Regions from separate parts of the Homo sapiens genome. Here region 1 is linked to region 2. Evidence: chromatin contacts called from ENCODE Hi-C or POLR2A ChIA-PET data. All regions are on one chromosome and are shown on one strand. The core of a region is the stretch at or near the end of the contact, and the rest is flanking DNA. Distances in the headings are between cores, read along the strand shown. Region 1 has its middle 29 kb from the start of MRPS11. Region 2 holds the start of DET1 (DET1 partner of COP1 E3 ubiquitin ligase).

Region 1 (7,072 bases), core at 1,509-4,008, 49 kb after region 2:
TTCAGTAGTGCTAAGTACATTCAGGTGGTTATGCAACCAGTCTCCAGAACTTTCATCTTGCGAAGCTGAAACTCCATACGCATTAAACAACAACTCCCTGTTCTCCCTCCCCACAGACCCTGGCAGCCGCCATTCTACTTTCTGTCTCTATGAATTTGATTACTCTAGTAATCATATAAGTGGAACACTAGTATCTGTCCTTTTGTGACTGGCTTATTTCACTTAGCATCATGTCTTCAAAGTTCATGCATGTTGTAGCGTGTGTCAGAATTTCCTTCCTTTTTAAGGCTGAATAATACTCCATTGTGGGTAGATACCACCTTTTGTTTATCCATTCACCCATCAATAGACACTTGGGTTGCTTCCACCTCTTGGCTCTTGTGAATAGTGCTGTGATGAACAATAGATGTGTAACTATCTCTTGGAGAGCCTGCTTTCAATTATTTTGGGCATATACCCAGAAGTGGCATTTAATGAGATTTTCTTAAAAGTATTTAACAGATGAATTCACCTGCAGCAGTAGAGGTGGTATTAGGTAGACACTCTGTGGGCTAGTTGAACTGAGTAGTCTGAGGCCAGATTTTCTTTACCAGCCTCCCAGGGGTTTAGCAATTTCATTCCTGCCCCCTGAGCCTTTCCTTTGCGCAGAGACAGGAGGAGGCTTAGCAGGCTTGTGAACCAGCTGCTCCCATCTGCATTAATTCAGCACATTTCTATAGCTCCCTGAAGGAGGAGATGGTGCAGCAGCATTTAATTAGTGGCCAGGAACATGCTTTCCCAAGGACACGACTTATTTCTCAGCCAGCTGCTGCCTGTTGCTCCCTAGCAACATGAAGTACTCACATGATTGCTCTAGGGCCCTTTCTCTCCAGACGAGGGGGTGGCCAGTTCACCTGCTGTCATAGCCTGGGGTGGAGGCAGGGGTGTCCTTGGGTCTGGGGCTAATTCTTCAGAAGAGGGTGGTCTGAACTTGTTATTCCTGCCAGCTGTGGTACTGAACCTCTTGATCCTTGAACTGCCTACTAGCGGTTCAGGAGCTCCACCACTCCTCTCCTTCAGGTTCATGATTAGAGCAGACAGAATGTGACCAGCTATAACACAGACAGAGCAACATGGCCTGGAAAAGTCCACTGGGATTTTAAGGTACAGCTGAGAGACTTTGAGGAAGAGGGAATGACCTCAGCCCCAGTTGGGAGGCCTGCCTTTCAGGATGGACTAGGGAGGGCGGGTATCGGAGGCCCTGACACCACACCACCTTGTGCAAGAGGAGCAAGGGGAGCTTCAGCCTCATCCTAGGTGACTGGCTAACTGGCTAACTAGGGCCCTTGGAAAGAGAGAGTGTGATGGCAGATATCCAAAGCAGCCACCACTGTGAGTCTGAACTTGCCTTCCTCACCAGGTTTGAGAGATGGCTGCTCAGAGACTAGACTTCAGACCAGGCTGGTTCCTCCCAAGTGCTTCTGCAGAGGTTGCAAACTGGAGGCCTTGAGATGAGGTGCTGCACACTGACATGCTTTATTTGGTATGTTTGCAGTTTTGAAGTTTTAAAGAATATCCTGCTTTTTCATGTTGCTGTCAGGAAGCCTAACAGTCCCACATGCCAATAATCGGGGCCCCCTTTAGACTGAGCATGTGTGCTCTCCAGCTTACACAGTCCCCTCCTCACTCCTTCAACCCTGTTTGAGTGTGAGATTCCTGTGTCCTTCTCTAGCCACAATGGTGAGCATGGCTGTGTCTGCAGGGGCCACCTCGTATTTATTCATTCATTCCACAAACATTTATTGAGTTTCTTTTGAGTATCTGGCCCTGAGCTAGGCACTAGGCTAAAAAGATCAATACAGTGTGGTCTTTGGACTCCCTGAGCTTATGGACCAGGTTCAGAGACAGACAAGTAAATGGGCTGGGGGGATTCACTGAAATTAGGTGACAGTTGCACAAGGTTTGGGGGAGCACAGAGACCTTGGGTATCTGACCTAGACTGGGGGGTTGAGGAAGGCTTCTGGCAAAGATATCACCTGAGGTGAAAATTCTGAAGGATGAGAGGAGTTAGCCTGATGACAACAGGGGAGAGGTGGAGGAATGGGAAGAGAAGGGTGTTCCAGCCAGAGGCAGTGAGGTACAGACGCATGGAGGCACGACAGAGTTTGGCATGCTTGGGGACCAGCAAACAAAACCTTGCTTAAAGCTAAGTGCCCCCATTGGGGTGGCCAGGGAGGCAGTGGGGAGCAGATCGTGAAGAGCCTTGTCAGCCTTCTGAGCTTTTGCGTTTAGAGAGTCCTTGAAGAGTTTAATTGGTGAAGCCATTTGTCAGATTTGTGTTTTCAGATTACCCTGGCTACAGAATGGATTTGATGCAGGAAGCAGGGAGGTCTAGAAAAGAGGCCTTTACAGTCACATAGGAAGTAAATCATCTATGCGTAGGAGACTCCTGAACTCCTCCCTCCCACCCTGTAGGCAAGGGAGACCTGATGAAAGGGAGGAACAGACTTTCAGAGGTGCAGAAACTGCCCTAAGTTCGGCCTCTGCTGTTTGCATTCAGCCTGCGTTCTTACTGCTTCCTCTGCCCACTTTGTTCCTGCTTCTCCCACCCTCACTAGCTTCTTATAACTGGCAGCTGGACTTGATAATATCAGCGGAGGCTTGGCACAGTGCTGGCACAGTCAGTGCTCAATCAGGGACAGCTATTGTTGGACAACCTGGCTGGCAGAGATCTCAGCTTCCGTCCAAGCTGCTGCCTCTCAGACGGAGCTCTCAGTGTGCTGGGCACTATCGCACGTGGCCTGTCCCAGCCTAGGGTACCGTCCCCTCTACACCTGACCAGGCCTCAGTGCCCTGTGCCCCAGGGTGGATGGTCAGGAGTGCTGGTGGGTTGGCAGTGGTCAAGGGATGGGGAGGATGCGATGGATGGGCATGATATAGAGAGTGAGCAGTTGTACACGGGCGACCAAGGGAAGGACAAAGTCAGGGATGAGTCAGCAGGTGGGGGAAGATGGTGCCCAGCCAAGACTGGGGAGCCACGAAGAGGCCAGTTGGGAAGGAGAGATGCCGGACACGGTTTGTGGTGCTCATGAGAAGATAGCCAGTGGGAACATGCATGGGAGAGGCAGGTAATGAACCTGGAGAGCCAGACCTTGAGACTGGAGATCAAGCTTGAGGAGCCAGAGGCAGAGCATGCAACTGGTATCATGAGAGCCACCGAGTCACCCAGGGGAGTGTTTTGAGCAGTAACTGTGTGCCAAGCATGGTGTTCTCACTGTATTAACTGCTGAAATCCTCACAGCAACCCCATGAAGTAAATCAAGAGGTGTTTCCGGACCGCTCAGTTACCAGCCCTCAGTTACTGAGTGGAAGAGTTAGGATTTGAGCTTGCGTGGTCTCTGCTTCCGAAGCTTCTGTTGAGAACTGTCACGTGCCTGCATTGCTGCCCTCTCTGGGCACCTGTCCTAGGGAGTCGTCAGACATTTCCGTCAATCTAAACGACAGCTCTGTGAAGGAGACAATAATATTCCTGTTTTCAGATGAGAACATTGAGGCTCAGAGACTTGCCCTAAATAACACACATGGTGGATGTAAAATCAGGATTTGAATCGAGTCTGATTCTGAAGCCTGAGCTGTTGTCATGAGCACATGCTGTCTTTGGGGCCAGGTTGGATAGTGAAGGAGGCGAGGACCCCTGCAAACCTGAGGCAGAGGAGTTCTGTGACCCAATGCCCAGATGAAGCAGAGGGGAGGGGAGTAGGAGCGAGAGAGGGAGAGTGCCGGAGGGACAGAATTCATCACACTCACCAAGGGAGGGAGGCTGGTGAGTTGCCTAAGATTTGGTCTCTAGAATTCTGACTCCATGCTTCCTCAGCTCTCTGACCCTGCTGTATTGTCTCAGCCTCAGTTTCTTCATCTGTAAACAGGCATAATAATACTGACTGCTGAGTGTGGTTTTGAGGATGAAATGAGAGACTTCATGTCTGGCCAGGGTCTAATATGTAGTGAGCCATCCACAACAGAAAGCACTTGTCAAGTGCCAGGCTAGGCTGCCCTCTCCAGAGAGCCTCTCCTTCAGTCAGGCTGGGCACAAGTGCATGTTTGAAGGGTTAATTTGGCATTTTCAAGTCATTCTACCCATGGTGAGAAAGTACTAGCTTTTTCCATTTCTGGAGAGACTATAGGAGATGACAGCCTTTGGTCTGGCTTCCATTCCAGCTGCTGCTTATTGATGAAGTGAAAATAGGAAGCTACCACCTCTCAATTCTCCTGCTGTGCTGGCAACATCGGCCTGTCTCAGCCTGCAGACACCTTCTAGGTGTGTGTTTTTTATATTGTGTGAGCCACAGGACAACAGGATTCTGGCTTGGGGGTGGAAGTGCAGAGGAAGACGGTGGAGGGCTGTGTTCTCTCCACACCTTCCTCAGAAAATACAAAAGAGTGGCTGGGCTGTGGCCACTCAGTGCTGCAGGTAGCACAGAACTGCAGGCAGACTTACACTGCAACCTCACACTGAAGTAGTGCTTGCAAGGTCTCCGAGGCCACCTAATTCACAGGCTCCCAGCAGTTTCCAGTCCAGGGCCTTGGTTCACCCATACAGTGACTTCAGTGGGCTCACCCCCATGGTTCTATTTTTCAGACCCTTTGAGTGACGTTGTCATTTGATTGGTTCCCATAGCATTTGAACCTCTTTCTGGGTTTGTGTGGTCCTACACTTTCTGAGTTCTAACTGGAAGCAAAGGCCAGCCTCCCTCACAGGGGCATTGCTGCTGAGGCTCTGCCAATCAGCCCACCTGTGCCAGACTTCTGGAGCCAGCTGTGCAACACAGATATCCTGGGGGAGCTCCCTTTGTAGGGCAGCAGCCCCCAGATACTAGTATTTTAGTACCAAGGTTGAGTTTTCCAGATCACATCTGGAAACAGCATAAAAAATTATTCTACTGCTGGAGTGATGAGGGTTAGGCAAAAGGATTCCCACTGCATAGACTGGGAAACCAGTAAGAGAACAAGGACAAGGGAGTCACTGACAGGGTCACAGTTAGCGTGCAGGCCTTTCATTTTATAGTCTTGCCGCTAGATCCTTAAGGTCCGTTCATAGTTTTCAGGACACTTTCTGAAGAGGGTTCTAAAGCTATTCCTTTGGGCCTCCTTAGAGTGCAAACAGAGGAGCTGAAGGCCCTGAGTTAAAGCAGGCATCTATAAGCCCCATCCAGGGGGAGTGCAGGGGAGCTAAAAACAGTGAGCACTTCTTGGGCACTTGAACCAGACACTGTGCTAAAATTCTTTGTGTGTGTCAATTATGATCCACTCAACTCTCTGAAATGCCTATTGTTACTGTCTTCATCTTACAGATAAGGAATTCAGGCACAGAGAAAGTAAGTAATCTTCTGAAAGTCACAAAGCTGGAGCCAGAATTCAAACTTAGACTTCAGGCCAGGCGTGGTGGCTCATGCCTGTAATCCCAGCACTTTGGGAGGCTGAGGTGGGCGGATCATGAGGTCAGGAGATCGAGACCATCCTGGCAAACATGGTGAAACCTCGTCTCTACTAAAAATACAAAAAAAAAAAAAAAAAAATTAGCCGGGTGTGGTGGCAGGTGCCTGTAGTCCCAGCTACTCAGGAGGCTGAGGCAGGAGAATGGCATGAACCCGGGAGGTGGAGCTTACAGTGAGTGGAGATCCCGCCACTGCACTCCTGCCTGGGCAACAGAGCGAGACTCCGTCTCAAAAAAAAAAAAAAAAAAAAAAGACTTAGGTCTGCAGCTCAGTCATCTTTACCCTGCTACATGAGGCACTGGGGAAGGGTATGGGGTAGGGAAGGACAGACGGTTTATCTGGAACTCACACTGCATGCAGGTGGCCAGCCATGTGGGAAGGAGGGAAAATCCCCATCTGAGCCACAGATCCAAACCAGAAGGAACTGAATGAGATGCTCCGAGGGATAAGGCCTGTCTTAGAGACATCCTCGCATCTAGGAGAGGGGGCGGCAGATGGGCAGCCGTGGAGCCCAGCCCTGACCAGCTGCTGTTTGCAGGGGAGAGCTGCCTGTGTGCCCCTGTGGTGAGTGCGTGGTGACAGTGGGATTAAGTGTACCCAGCAACCTCAGGGACCACTGGGTGGAGGAGACGCACGGCGGGCCCTTCTGCCTGGCCCTTCCCGCAACTCTGAGTCCTGGATGCTTGGGGCTTGCTAATCTCCATCCCCACGGCAGCGGGATGCGACACAACCATTACTAAGGCCATGGAATCTCCCACCTCTCGATGGCCAGGCGGTTCACCCAGCAAGTGTCTCCTAATCTGAAGAGCTGGGAGAGCGAAAGATTTTATAAGTTATCAGAGAACCCCCTGTAACCTCCCTTCTAGAAAGGAAGATGTAAACCAGGACAATGGGCCTGTAGCTGGCACCTGAAGTCAGTGATCTCTCTCCTCCCCTCCTCTAAATTCTCCTTCTTCCGTGTTTTCTACATCCCCCGTGATTTGAGTCTGCTGATTTCATTTGTTATGTCTGCCTTCTGTTTCCTGCCTCATTTCACAAAGAATTAGATGCTGCTCTCAACAATACATTCAAAATAATACAACCATAAAGTAAATATTTGAGTAATTTGGAGCCAGAGGAATATATGGTAACACCCTGAGGTGGATGAAATGCCGGGATTTCTTAGTGACCCCTTTTCAGAATACTGCTTCTGGAACCATTCTAGTGTGTCTCAGAATGACATGTGGGACATATTATCTTTTTTTTTATGTTATATAAGCAATTTATTCAATGCATGTTTATTAAAGCACCTATGTTTTGAAAAGAAAAAATATCTCTACTTTTCTAAATTATTTTGTCACATTTTGGAGATATAACTATGGTCCTTTCACAATCAGACCCCGGTTAATGTTTTGGGTTCTAGATAACACTGTAGAATCCACCCCATGTATCATTTTAGTCATTCATCTTGTTGTTAATCCAGAGTTCACTTACTGTTTTGGGATGTTTCTCCAGAAACAGTCTAGAAAACCATCTTAAAAGTCACATTTTGTAATGCATGCCAGTGTTGCCATGCCGTTTTCTGGAACACGGCTGAATCTGGAGCTGGGCTTTTGCTC
Region 2 (6,328 bases), core at 1,558-4,057:
GTGCAGGGCTGTGCAGTTGGAATTCTTACATAAGGACCAGGATCGCATCCTGTAGCCTTTTTGTCCAAACAACTTGACCTTACTGTTTTAGGCTGGCCATGATGTCTCCATGCAGCCACTGCTGCTGCCCTAATACTTTTAGAAGCCCTCAAAATCAAAAACTATGCTCAACTCACTCTCTACAGTTCTCGTAACTTCCAAAATCTATTTTCTTCCTCATACCTGACGCATATGCTTTCTGCTTCCTGGCTCCTTCAGCTGTACTCACTCTTTGTTGAGTCTCCCACAATTACCATTGTTCCTGGCCCAGACTTCAATCCGGCCTCCCACATTATTCCTGATACCACACCTGACCCCCATGACTGTATCTCTCTGATCCACCTGACATTCACCCCATTTCCCCAAATTTCCTTCTTTCCTGTTCCTCACCCTGATCACGCTTGATTTATTGAAGGTGGTTCCACCAGGCCTAATCGCCACACACCAGCAAAGGCAGGTTATGCTATAGTACAAGCCACTAGCCCACCTCTTAGAACCTCTCATTTCATTTCCATCGTGGAAATCTATCCTCAAGGAAATAATTTCTCAGTGTTCCATCTGCTTTTCTACTACTCCTCAGTGATTATTCAGGCCCCCTCCCTTCCCTACACATCAAGCTCGAGGATTTGCCCCACCCAGGACTGGCAACTTAGCTTTACTCAACATGCCCTGAGTCAGATAACTAAAATACCTCTTAGTTCAGGTAGACACTTTCACTGGATAGGTAGAGGCATTTCCTACAGGGTCCGAGAAGGCCACCGCAGTCATTTCTTCCCTTCTGTCAGACATAATTCCTCAGTTTAGCCTTCCCACCTCAATACAGTCTGATAACAGACGAGCCTTTATTAGTCAAATCAGCCAAGCAGTTTTTCAGGCTCTTAGTATTCAGTGAAACCTTTATATCCCTTACAGTCCTCCGTCTTCAAGAAAAGTAGAATGGACTAAAGGTCTTTTAAAAACACACCTCTCCAAGCTCAGCCACCAACTTAAAAAGGACTGGACAATACTTTTACCACTTTCCCTTCTCAGAATTCAGGCCTGTCCTCAGAATGCTACAGGGTACAGCCCATTTAAGCTCCTGTATAGATGCTCCTTTTTATTAGGCCCCAGTCTTATTCCAGACACCAGACCAACTTAGACTGTGCCCCAAAAAAACTTGTCATCCCTGCTATCTTCTGTCTAGTCATACTCCTATTCACCGTTCTCAACTACTCATACATGCCCTGCTCTTGTTTACACTGCCCTGCTCTTGTTTACATTGTTTTTCTAAGCCATCACAGCTGATATCTCCAGGTGCTATCCACAAACTGCCACTCTTAACTCTTGAAGTAAATAAATAATCTTTGCTGGCAGGACTATGCTGAATCTCCTTAGGCACTCTCTAATCAGATATCCTGAGTCATCCCAATTCTTAGACCTTTTATACCTGTTTTTCTCCTTTTGTTATTCCATTTGGTTTCTCAATTCATCCAAAACCATATCCAGGCCATCACCAATCATTCTATATGACAAATGTTTCTTCTAACATCCCCACAATATCACCCCTTACCACAAGACCTCCCTTCAGCTTAATCTCTCCCACTCTAGGTTCCCACGCCACCCCTAATCCCGCTTGAGGCAGCCCTGAGAAACATCGCTCATTCTCTCTCCATACCACCCCCCAAAAATTTTTGCCGCCCCAACACTTCAACACTATTTTTATTTTTCTTATTAATATAAGAAGGCAGGAATGTCAGGCCTTTGAGCCCAAGCCAAGCCATCGCATCCCTTGTGACTTGCACATATAAGCCCAGATGGCCTGAAATAAGTGAAGAATCACAAAAGAAGTGAGTATGCCCTGCCCCACCTTAACTGATGACATTCCACCACAAAAGAAGTGTAAATGACCGGTCCTTGCCTTAAGTGATGACATTACCTTGTAAAAGTCCTTTTCCTAGCTCATTCTGGCTCAAAAAGCACCCCCACTGAGCACCTTGCGACCCCCACTCCTGCCCGTGAGAGAACAAGCCCCCTTTGACTGTAATTTTCCTTTACCTACCCAAATCCTATAAAACAGCCCCACCCTTATCTCCCTTCGCTGACTCTCTTTTCGGACTCAGCCCACCTGCACCCAGGTGAAATAAACAGCTTTATTGCTCACACAAAGCCTGTTTGGTGGTCTCTTCACACGGACGCCCATGAAAGTGACTGCACCCATCCCAGCAGCAGTGTATGAGGCTTTTGATTTCTCCACCTCCTCACCAGTATGTGATATCTTCCTTTTAAAGATATTATAGCCATCCTAAGGGGTATGAAGTAGTATCTCATTGTTTTGATTTGCATTTCTCTGATAATTAATGATGTTGAAGGTCTTTTTGTTAGGGAAGCAGGAGCCTACGAGAGCCAGAGTGACATCATTTTAAAATCAACTCCATCTTAAAACTAGCAAGGCAAATTCCCTGTTAGTCAGAGATGATCAATACAATCTCAGTCTTCAAGGTGCTCGCCATCTAGAAGATAACAGAGTAGGAAGTTTCTCAGCATCTAATCAATAGGTGAAAAATTAATTCTATTCATATTTTTTCAAATGTGCCCAGCAGGTGCAGAGACACTGCCATTGGGACTCACAGAGATTGCCAGGTTAGGTGCCATTTTAATTTTTCCTTCGGAGCCATGGAGCCTCTACGGCTTCGATCCTTCCTCCGGGCACAAGGGTGCGCTGTACCTGTCTCTTAGTGTTGGCTGAACAGTGCCGTGCTCTCCCCTACTTCCCTTTTTGCTGGGCCGCAGTTCCGGTGGCTGGCGGAAACGGGAACGTGCAGCCGCGGGTGCAGGAGTCCTGGGGCATGGCGGGGGCGGGGCAGGGGGAGGCGCGCACAGAACAGGCTGGGGCATCCCTCGCCCTGGCTCTTTGAGCCCGGACCAGACAGGTGAGGACTTACCATTTTTGGCCCAGCCTCCAAGCCCGTCAGACCCTCCCCGGCAGGCTCCTCCCTGCATGACGCTGATGCCCAGAGGCCCCGCGGCCCCCGCCCTCCCTCAGCATTCTCTTCCCTTTGAGGCCCCGCCCCAGGCTTTTCTTTCCGGGGGCGCCCTTTTGGGTATGTGTGCCCGCCCCTTGGCATCCCCTTCTGGTTTAGAGGCCGTCGCAAGGAATTGAGGGACATGTGCACCTTCTCCCATAGGGAAACTGAGACCCAGCAAGGGTAAAGGACTTAGTACCACACAGTGAGTTAGTGTGTTGTACCCAGGGGTGTTAGAGAAAACGCCACACTTTGAGACGAATTAAGAGTCCTTTATTAGCCGGTGACCGAGAGACCGCTAACGCTCAAAATTCTCTCGGCCCTGAGGAAGGGGCTTGATTAACTTTTATACCTTGGTTTAGGAAGGGGAGGGGGGGTCTAGTTAAAACAATTTTACAGAAGTTAGGTAGTCAAAAAGTTAAAAGGATAAATGGTTACAGGAAAGTAAACAGTTCCAGGTGCAGGGGCTTTATGACTATTACAAGGTGATAGACGTGGGGCTTTGGGTGTTATCAATCAGATGAATTCTTGGGGACTGTGGATATAGCTTGCCACAGTATCTTATCAGTTAATTGCATTCTTGGATGTGCTGGGAGTCAGCTTGCACAAGTTAAGTCCTTGAGGAAGGGGCTGCCAGTGAAAGAGCCAAGATGGAGTCTGTCTGGCTCTCTTAGCTAAGGGAGAGTCTAAAAACAGAGTTAGTAAAAACCAGGTTGGGCATTACATTCCCCACTTGTGTTTTTGGGGAATCAAATCATTGATTCCTCAGTTTTAACAAGGGGAGTCTTAAGATACATAAGTTTGACAGAAGCTATGCATTGTTTTACAAAATTAAGAAACCAATTTAATATACAAGGCCTAAAAATTAAACTTAATAGTATGATGAGGAGAGGTCCAGCTAACCCAGTGATTAAAGTAGTTAGCCAGGGGTTCCAGTGGAACATGTTTTGATACCAGGGGATGTTATTTTCTCGTTCCTGTTGTTGCCTATCTAGATATTCTCGAACTTTTTGGAGGGTATCTTTTATGACTAAGAATGGTGGAGGAACAGTTAAATCAACTTTGTCAGGGGGTTTCTGGAACATAGGGTCACCTAGAGCAGTTAAAGGCCCGATTGGCTTGGGTGGGCTCCATGAGACCAGGATTTTTATTTCTATTATTTATTTATTTATTTTGGATGGTGAACATAGTCCCAACATCAAATCCTGGAATATAAAATGTTAATTTCCATGACATGCCGTAATATTATTGTAAGAGGATTACAATTTTTTTTTTAGTACATAATTTAGGATGAGAAGCACGAGTTACCGAATGAAGATCTGGTTGATCCCCCAGAGTAGGTGGCTAAGTTTACACATGTCCAATCAGGGCAGAAAAACTGATAAGTATCTCGACAGCTAGCGTCAGGGTGATTCCCAGGACAGAGGTAAAAGTCAACATTTTGGAGTTCTTTTTCTGCACCTTTGGCACTTCCACACATCCAGTTTGGCTCCCAGAGCACCCAAATCCTGCTACAAGGTCGACACTTCCTGCTTTTGGGACAAGCAGATTGTGTTGCTCTTCGTGGGTACAGGCTGGCTTTGGGAACAGTATACATAAAATCAACTGCAAAGGAGACTTCCTTAGAGGTACCGGCCCTCCAAGTGGTGTTTGCAAATACACGTCCTGACTTAGGCACAGTTTTAGAAGGGGCCTGACCGAGGCCTGGGGACCCCTGTTTTTAGTAGGGCTCTGTTGGCCTTTTTGATGCAGGAGTGATGAATCTAAGCAGGAATGCCATCCACCTTCAGAGCCATTGGCGTGAGGATGACGGTGTGAAGTCTTTTCAAAGCAGGAGTGAGTCCTTGTTTCTGAAACTTTTTAACAAACACTAGTTCTCCTGGCTGGAACGAATGGCAGGACCCCGTCTGGTTAGGAATTGGATTGGGATGGTTTCCTTGAACAAGTGGCAGGGTGATATCTTGTACCTGTTGGGGAGATTGTAGGTACTGTAATAAATTAGCTTGTGATATTTCTGCCAGTTGGGCATCTCTTAGCTTAAGCAAGATAGGCGGCGCCCTCCCATACATGATTTTAAAAGGTGAGAACCTAGCCTGATAAAGGGTGCACCTTACTCTAAGTAGGGCTAAAGGAAGGAGACTTACCCAATTTTTACCGGTTTTTAAAATTAATTTTGTAAGAGTGTCTTTTTAGGGTGCGGTTCATGTGTTCTACCTGCCCAGAGCTCTGGGGTCGATAGGCACAATGGAGCTTCCACTGAATGTTTAACGCCTAACTGACCCACTGAGCTATGGACGAGGTGAAGGCAGGTGTATTATCACCCTGCGGCAGCAGGCAGCCCATATTGAGGGATGATTTTATTGAGTAGGAACTTAACTACCGTATTGGCAGTTTCATTTTTGGTAGCAAATGCTTCAGTCTATCTGGAGAAGGTGTCTACTAGTACTAGAAGCTATTTGTACCTAGCCCGGTGTGGTTTTACTTCTGTAAAGTCAATTTCCCACTTTTCTTCTGGCGAGTTTTCTCAGAGACGGTGGCCTAGGCTGGGTTTAGAACCTTGCTTGGCATTTACCTGGGCGCAGGTTGTGCACTGGAGAGCTGCTTGATCTGTTTTTGATAGCCTTTCCTGCTGAGGTGAGTAGCCCACGCTTCTGGTAGATGGCTCCATGTACATGCACAGTAGCAAAGGCGTACCTGCTGTCAGTGTAAATGTTAATACGTTTATCCTTACCCCATCGGAGAGCCTGAGTGAGGGCGATCAATTTAGCTTTTTGCACTGAGGTGTTTGCTGGTAAAGCCTGAGCCCACAACACATCTGTCTCCGTGGTAACAGCTGCACCGGCCTTTCATACTCGCTGCTTGAGAAAGCTGCTACCATCTGTGAACACAGCGGCGTCCGCCTTCTCTAGGGCCACATCTTGAAGATCAGGTCGGCCAGTTTCGGTAGTTTCTAACAGTTCCTTACAGTCTTGGATAGTAGCTGGATTTAAACACCATGTGGGAGAGAAAGTCAAACGAGGCTGATTCAACAACTCTGATATTGTAAAATGCAAGCATCTGACATCCATTTACCTGAAGCACTTTGTAGTAAAGTCTCTACAGCATGAGGAGCTGTAAGGGTTAAATCCTGGCCCAGAATTAACTTATCAGTTTCTTGGACTAGGCTTGCTCTAGCTGCTACTTGGCCATCCAGAGGCCACAGGATCCAGCCTCTTAGATAAATAAGCCATTGGGTGTCTCCAAGGTCTTAAAGTCTGAGTAAGCACCCCCTTAGCAATTCCCTGGCT

Evidence for each region. Hi-C counts contacts between places; a loop is a spot of excess contacts on that map. ChIA-PET counts read pairs that join two places held with the same protein, here RNA polymerase II (POLR2A). Pooled maps may share reads with other maps.
Region 1: a map of Right ventricle myocardium inferior shows a loop between it and region 2 (9-fold over the local background). The contact joins the enhancer-like site here to the promoter of DET1 in region 2. A Hi-C loop is called at or near these places in 8 of 168 maps with a recorded cell type or tissue (KBM-7, Right ventricle myocardium inferior, dorsolateral prefrontal cortex and 4 more), 2 of 37 single-sample maps with no recorded cell type and 11 of 50 pooled maps. POLR2A ChIA-PET finds 5 or more read pairs at or near these places in 2 of 52 experiments (OCI-LY7 and WTC11).

The regions. Positions count from the first base shown.
Region 1 is chr15:88,492,922-88,499,993 of GRCh38, reverse strand. No RefSeq gene overlaps it. Among named protein-coding and RNA genes, the nearest start is that of MRPS11, 29 kb to the right of the region's middle. RefSeq lists an enhancer at 2,815-3,315. Within about 2 kb of position 2,758, at least 2 of the 41 ENCODE cell types and tissues checked have a DNase peak (open chromatin) inside an H3K27ac peak, as active enhancers do; they include heart right ventricle, where a contact is called at or near this core.
Region 2 is chr15:88,543,160-88,549,487 of GRCh38, reverse strand. It overlaps DET1 (DET1 partner of COP1 E3 ubiquitin ligase), which reads left to right and starts at 2,807. Exons shown (of 5, transcript NM_001144074.3): 1 at 2,807-2,948. LOC124903547 (a long non-coding RNA gene) reads right to left here and starts at 2,903. Exons shown (of 2, transcript XR_007064748.1): 1 at 2,647-2,903; 2 at 2,155-2,528. RefSeq lists an enhancer at 1,203-2,077 and a silencer at 2,644-3,003.